Regions from separate parts of the Homo sapiens genome. Here region 1 is linked to region 2. The links are chromatin loops, found by intact Hi-C in ENCODE. Cell type or tissue: natural killer cell. All regions are shown on one strand.

Region 1 (4,000 bases), 180 kb before region 2:
GACTTGCTCATGTCTGGAAGTAAAGGTGGGTGGGGAGGTGGGGGAAGCCTGAATTAGAATCTCAAGTCAGAACTCTTTGAGTGTTATCCATATAGTTTCAATGACAGACATCCTTTAACATATGTGTGATATGCAGATAATTTAGTTGTCCAGATAAAAACTACTCTGAGATCTTCTCTAGGAGTTCACTGGGAGGAAACTGAAAATTTTCTTAAAAGCATGATCAAATGTCTAGTCCCACTTGACTTGAATAATATGCCCAAATGTAAGATAACAAACTTTGTCATTCCTGGCAACAACTAACCTCAAACACATCACACTGATTGGGCTGCTCTACAAGGTGGGCTTGAAGCCCAATATTTGCCCTCTCCTATAATGACCTAAACAAATCACCAGGTATCAAAAAAAAGGCTAAGCCCAGAGATAAAGGAGAAGTGCAGTGAGTAGACCCCTCCATGTAAAGGAAAAGAAAAATCATATTTTGACACTGCCAACAGGAGCCCCAGGTGAAATACTCTGCTCTCTGTATCCATAGGTTCTGCATCTGTGGATTCAATCAATGGCAAATGGAAAATATTTTTTTAAAAATGGATGGTTGTAGCTGTACTGAACTATGTACAGACTTTTTTTCTTGTCAATATTCTCTAAGCAATACACTATAACAACTATTTACATAGAATTTACATTGTATTAGGCATTATAAGTAATCTAGAGATGATTTAAAGTATGTGGGAGGATGTCCGTAGGTTATATGCAAACACTACATTATTTTATATCAGGAAATTGAGCATCCATGGATTTTGGTATCTGCGGGGGTCTTAGAACCAATCTCCATGAATAATGTACAATAACCATTTGAGAGAGGTTTTTTAAAAAATCCATTTTATAGATGAGTAACTGAGATTGAGAAGCTAGTCTATTTGTACAAGCTCATAGCTAGTAAATATGAATGCAGGTTATCTACCACCCAGACTATTGTTTTTCCCAATTTTTTCTACAGCTATGAATCCCTAGTTATAAGTTAACATAATACCCATTGCATAAAATAGATATAATAGAATGTGAAATAGGAAGTGTTGGATCAAATGGAAGGATACAGATGATTATCACAGACTATCAGACAGGAGGCTTAAAGTAGTCAATAATCAGATAGAGTCCGGGCGCAGTGGCTCACGCCTGTAATCCCAGCACTTTGGGAGGCAGAGCCTGGTGGATCACCTGAGGTCAGGAGTTGAGACCAGCCTGGCCAACATGGTGAAAACCTGCACTAAAATACAAAAATTCGCAGGGCGTGGTGATGGGCGCCTGTAATCCCAGATACTTGGGAGGCTGAGGCAGGAGAATTGCTTGAACCTGGGAGGTGGAGGTTGCAGTGAGCTGAGGTCATGCCACTGCACTCCAGGCTAGGTGACATGGCAAGACTCTGTCTCAAAAAAAAAAAAAAAATCAGAGACAGAGCTGGGATGCATGCCCTACCAAGGTCCCCTTTACTGGGCTATGGCATTCCTCTCCCAGCTGCTATGAGTATTGACTCTGACTGGCTCACAGCTGCTTTTTTATCTAGAGAATTGCCCTCAGCTGGGGACCAATGGGAACTAATGCAAACTGCCTCATCTAGGAGGCAACCCACAGACCACAGTTAACTCATATGGAGGTGTCAAAGGCAGACCGCTTGCCTCAAGGTGAGACACACTATGTGGTACAGTTCATATTCCACAGCTCCCCATGGCATCTGATTGAGGCCTGTCCCCAGCTGAGACCACATCTTTGCTTAGCTTCTTCCTTCTGCCCCATTTTGCTTCCCCCGTTCCCTTTCACCTGAGTGTGCTCCTTCAGTCAATCACTTAAATGAGAATTAGAGTTGCAGATTAAAGAAAAACAAATAAACACATGCAAGACACTCATTTAAATTTGAATTTCAGATACATAAAAAATAATATTTTAATATAAATGTGTCCTATGCAATATTAGGGACATACTCATACTAAATCCTTCAGTGTTTAATCAGAAATTCCAGTTTAATTGGGATATTATATCTTATCTGGCAACCCTAGTAGGAATTTATATCTCAGACTCTGCTTCTAGGGAATCCAACCCACAACAATGTCTCATTCAGATTAAATATATGAAAGGAACTACTTGTGGGAAATTGGATGGATTGTATAGAAGGATTTTTATTGGAAATAGCTATGGAGTTCCAACCACCTTTCCCCAAAGTGGAAGAGTGTGCTGTGCTATCTTCTGATCCTGAGCTAGAGAGAGGGGCTGTCACTGGATCACTCAAAGTGCTTCATATCTATCCTAGCAGCTGGGGCCACGGTGGAACAATTTACCTGGGAGTTCTAACACAGCTTGAGGCAAGAGGGTTTAGGGTACAGTGGGGAAAAATTGCATTCTCCCTGATGGCAGTTAAGGAGTGTGAATTTCAGAGACTAGATGAGGAATTCATGGGAGGAATGGGACCTGGAGTCATTTTTAAAGCGATTATTTCCTAGAGGATGACCTGTTAGGGAAGGGGACCCCAATAGTTTACAAACCTGACTGAGGGGGTTTCAGGAGTAGTCAGTCAAAGGAAAAGTACAGCCTAGGGCAAGGGTTAAAAATTTTTTCTGTAAAGGCTCAGAGAATAAATATTTTAATCTCTGTAGGCCACAGAGTCTCTGTTGCAATTATTCAGCTCAGTCATCGTCACACAAAAGCAAGCATAGACAGTATGTCAGAGGATGGGCATGGCTATGTTCCAATGAAACTTTATTTATAAAAACAGGCACTAGGTGGGATTTGGTCGGCCTGCAATAGTATGCCAAATCCTGACCCTGGACCAAGTAGAGTCAATTAGAGGGGATCAGCAGGGGAAACTACAAAGAAGCTGTGAATTTGCCTAGGAGCAAGTTTTCTTTAAATGTCTAACCATTTTATGTTCATATCAGTCAAGCAAAATTATTTCTGCTCACCTTTCATTTCTTTTCTCCCCAGACTCCAGCTTTGGAAGAGTCAGACACTGAGATTAGTAAAGCAAGGAAGAGTGAGCAAAGAAGACTAAGTTAAATTTGGAGTTTTGTTAAAGGGATTAGATAATTCTAACTATTTTAAATTATTTTTAAAATTATTAAATTATTAAAATTATTTTTAATTATTTTTAAAATTATTAAATTATTAAAATTACTTAATAATTTTTAATTATTTTAATTATTGAAATGAGGTTGTAATATAAGGTAACTGCAGAATTTTCTATTAATTGTGTGACCAGAAAAGGCACAATATTCAGTCAGTTTTTATCTAGTCACTGGGAAAGAATGTCCTCCCCAGAATAAATTTTAAAGGGACAGCAAGAGACAAAAATAAAAATGAGGCTGGTCACAGTGGCTCACACCTGTAATCCTAGCACTTTAGGAGGCTGAGGTGGGCAGATCACCTGAGGTCAGGAGTTCCGAGACCAGCCTGGCCAACATGGTGAAACCCTGTCTCTACTAAAAATACAAAAATTAGCCGGGCATGGTGGCAGGTGCCTGTACTCTCAGCTATTCGGGAGGCTGAGGCAGAAGAATCGCTCAAAACTGGGAGGTAGAGGTTGTAGTGAGCCAAGAGCGCACCACTACACTCCAGGCTGGGTGACAGTAGAGAAACCCTGTCTCAAATAAATAAATACATAAATAAAAATAAAATAAAGGTGCTTTCTTATTACATTTAATTTGTCCTGCTTGTCTGAGGTACTTCTTACATTTATATTTGTAGGTCCTTGCCCAGAATTGAACCTAAAAATATTCCCAATATTGAGAAGTTTCCAAAGCAGGCACACAAAGTGGTTCTTGAGGGAAAAGGTTGGTTTTGAATTCCAGTGAGGCCTGGAGAACACAAAGCTATGCGAATCGCAGGTGAGTCAAAGCATTCCTGTCCCCTTAAGTCTTCACCCTCCTCTCTGTTCCCATGAGGAGTTGGACAGGGGAGGACGCCAGGAGCAAGAACGAGTGTGAGGGGCACTTGGAGAGTGAGAAGAGGG
Region 2 (4,000 bases):
GATCAGGACAAGAAGGGAACTTCATCATGCCCGTGTTATTGTTGGGGGATTGATCCAAAAAGAAAAGACCTAAGTTTCAGCTGGTCCCAAACCATGGAGAATTTTACCCACACAAAGCCCCCATTTGCCAATGCAAATCTGGTAATTGGACACTTAATTACCCTATTTGCACACATAAATGAGGGGTGTTCCTGCAAGAAATCAGAGTCCACTCTTACAACTTTGGCCGCAAGCAATGAAACCACATGCTTTTGTCAACAGTTAAGTTGATTAGAATTGTGTTTATTTCTGCTCGTGTTAGGCCACATGTATTTTCATTGGAGCCTGATGTCTATTGAGTTAAAAGCTTAGTTTAAAAAACCTATGTTATGCAGAAAACCTAGATAGTAATTGCCAACTATGTGCCAAGAATCCTTTCATCATGTAGAGAATACAAGGTCTGAATAAAAAGAAATATTCTTTGCAACCTCATATGCTTGGGCAGACTCAGCAGTCTTATCGTCATAATAAAGACAGAAGGGCCTTTTAAAAGAATACTTTCAGCAAAATTTCCAGCATGGATTACTCTTTTGGGTAAATGGCTCAAACATTGAATTTTCCCATTTCCCTAGGGCAGGTAAAGGAGTGAATTTTCTCTGAATATCTTCTAGCTAGACAGTGTCCTAACAATGTCCTTAGGGGGAAAAACGTTCTTTCATTTGGAAGCATGTATTGTGAGTAGGCCCATCTGGGTTTCCTCCCTGTGAATAGAAACACCAAGATTTGGCCGTTTTCTGATCTTTGATTATATGCAGGCCTGAGTTCTAGTCCTGGCTCTAACTCAAACTGTGTACTATTGGGGACAGATTCAGTTCCTTACAAGTGCTGAAAAAAAAATGGTGAAGGGAAAGCTTGCCAGGGAGAATCAAGCAGTAAGTCTGGGAAATGGAGGCAGGCACGGGAGGCCTCTAAGGTAGCAATGGTGGAGGAAGATGAGCAGTAAGGAATGATCATTAGATTTGGTGATTTGAAGGTCAATAGTAACTTTTTTCTGTCTTGGTCACTAGGTGCTTAATAAATATATTTTGAGTGAATGACTTAATTATCAGCACAATTTGTTGAGCACCCCTTGCCCAGGAAGCACCATGCAAGGAGTCCAGAGTACTCAGAAAAAGAAAATGGGCTCCTGCCTACAAGAGAGTTGTGAGAGTACTCGCCAAAGAGTAAAAACTAGCCAAGGTGAAACAACTGAGCAAGACAGTCAAAGATGTAATGTGAAATGAGGGAGCAAGATGAGTTCTTACATAGTGATAGGATGCCTAGTGTGTATTGCATTCCATAGAGGGGCTCCCCTCCCTCCTGAAGTACAGGGGAACAAACTATGGAAAGACGGAAGCTGGCTTGTCTTTACCACTGCTGTGATCACCTAAGGTTCAGTAGATGCCAACCAGTGCAGAAAAGCTGTGCACCCGGGGAGGCCCCACCCCAACACGGTGAAAACCAGAGGACTCTGGAACCAGGCCTGGATTCTGGCGGCCCAGAGGTAGAGTACTTGATTTCATCACTTCTTTGTCTCTCTGCATTATGGGGCATCAGGACTCTCTTACTTGGGCTCCATCTTCTTTCATTATTTCTCATGTGGACATGTGGGATACACACACACACAGACACACACACACACACACTCTATATATAATAAATATAATAAATGCTATATTATTATTGTTTTATTTCCAAGGCAAATATTCAAAAGAAATTCTACTAATGTGTTATGTGTGAAAACGGTTATGTGTGAAAACTGTTAGTTTGAGAACAGAAACAGAAGTACGGGCCCTGTCTGTCACATCCATCACTATAATCAACTTCCTCACCATCCCATCCCTCAATAAGACATGTTTTAAAATCTTCATCATGATTTTTTTCCTTCTTTCCTCCTTCAATTCTCTTTCTTCCTTTCTTTCTCTCTCTTTCTTTCTTTTCTTTTGAGAAGCTGCAAGTGCTATTGTGATGGGCTTGACCGGAAATTACTGAAAAGTGACTCTTTTAGTTGAACATAGAAGTAACAGTGCTTAAAGATGTTTTATCAGTGGCTAAACACTCTGACCAAACTTTAGAGGTCAGGGGGTTAAGAAAAATATTTTTTCACTTTTACAAACCTGTGAACTTCAGCTGTGTCCTGTTGGTTTAGAAGCGGAAGAGAGGAGAAGAAATTACCTTTAGTAAGTGTTGACTAGATTTCAGGCTCATTAACCAAATTATCTCAGTTAACTCTCTCTGCCACCTTCAGGTAGGTATTAATATTTACTTTATAGATGAAGAAGAGTGTTGTTTAGAGAAGATTGGCAACTTGCATAGGATTACCTAGGGAAGGAAAAAAATCAGAAGGCGTGTTCTATGACCTTAAAACACATCCAAAATATTGGTGTTTTTTCAAGCTGTGGGTCAATAAGTCAATTTAATGTATCATGACTAGAGATTTTTAATTAAAAAACAGACTAAAATATATTTGAAAATATCCAAGTACCATTTCCTAAAGCTTTTGCTTTATCTAGTGTATGTGTGTGTGTGTGTGCGTGTGTGTGTGTGTGTGTGTGTGTGTGTGTGTGTACTACGTTATGATGAAAAATGTATTTCTCCCTGAGTTGTAGTCAAGTTTGAAAGCCACTGCAATTGCCCATACTGGTGCTATACAGTAAGAAAAAAAATGTCTAGTTAATTGTCATTAGGGTAATTACATAATTTATAATCCAAACAAGAACACTTCGGAAAATGAAGGAAATTTTATCATTAACTACAGGAGGTTAGCAGACTTAACAGGGATTGTTCTGGGAAAAGTTAAATGAGCATTCACCCCAATAAACATTGCTATGGTCTGAATGTTTGTGTTCCTCCAAAATTCATATGTTGAAGATTAATCCCCAATGTGTTAGTATTAAGAAGTAGGGTCTTTGGGGAGGTGATTAAGTCATGAGAGTGGAGCCCTCACAAATAATATTAGTGCCCTTGTAAAAGAGGGCTGGGGGAGTTTGTTTGCTCCTTCCACCATGTGAAGATATAGCAAGAAGGATGGAGCCCTCGCCAGCCAAACCCCACCACAGCCTTGATCTTGGACTTTCCAGCCCCCAGAACTGTGAGAAATAAATTCCTGTTGTTTATAAATTACCCAGTCTAAGGTATTTTAGTTATAGAAGCCCAAAAGGACGGAGACAATCACCCACATCCCATCCCCATATCTTACATTTTAGCAACAAAATGACTGGTAAAAATAGAGAATACATTTAGGAGAGAATGTGTGACATATTTTGTACTCAGGGAGGTAAAACAACTATTTCAGGTTACAGATACATGTTTTTTCCCCAGCACACTATTAAAGTTCTAAATCATTGTATAATGGTGCAAAGAATATATTCTTTCTCCTATTCAGAGACTGCAATGTTTGTCAGCACAATCTGGCATTATTAATGCTTTGTTAGTAATTAAACTATGAAAATATCGAATAAATACCCATAATGTAAAATGACAACTTTCTTGTAACAGGGGCATATAGGGTATCACAGTTTTGTGCTTGTAACTAATTCTATGCAATACCTATTGCATTTTTATGGATAACAGCAAAAGCATTGTAAGTTTAACTTCACCCGTTTATCTTCACTACATTTTACAACATGTGTGTGATATCAGTATAAAGGCTGACATTCTAAAGTAAATGGCTGGATAGCAATACATGGAGGATCAAAGATCATATGACTTATACTATGTGAAAATATGAATGTTCCATCTGCAGACAGTGCTTAGTGACTTTTGGAGAATGTGTGGTCTTTCATCATTCCCTGCTCCTCTTCTGCTCACCATTGATACCTGCAGGAAAAGAATAAAAAATGTCAAGTTATTGGGAGTACCCAGCTTTTTTGCTACCATATTCCATCCGGGTTTTTTTTCCTGTAATTTGTTCATTTAATAGATGTAATTATGATCTATATGCTAGTTACTGTGCTAAAACACTAGGAATAGAAAAATGAAT

The links. A loop is a pair of places that touch in the nucleus more often than their neighbours do. Peaks named below come from ENCODE experiments on the same cell type or tissue, not always from the same donor. Only the 100,000 strongest peaks of a DNase experiment are listed, where the experiment ranks them.
Region 1: it touches region 2 in a loop (4-fold over the local background); 2 of 110 quality-filtered maps call a loop at or near these places.

The regions. Positions count from the first base shown.
Region 1 is chr3:27,904,213-27,908,212 of GRCh38, forward strand. No RefSeq gene overlaps it. Among named protein-coding and RNA genes, the nearest start is that of LINC01981, 72 kb to the left of the region's middle. In natural killer cell, no CTCF peak of the experiment used is centred here; a DNase peak (open chromatin) is centred at 1,649.
Region 2 is chr3:28,087,526-28,091,525 of GRCh38, forward strand. LOC105377008 (a long non-coding RNA gene) reads right to left here. Exons shown (of 3, transcript XR_940674.3): 3 at 1,692-3,837. Among named protein-coding and RNA genes, the nearest start is that of LINC01967, 61 kb to the left of the region's middle. In natural killer cell, no CTCF peak of the experiment used is centred here; a DNase peak (open chromatin) is centred at 2,246; H3K27ac peaks cover 1,316 bases.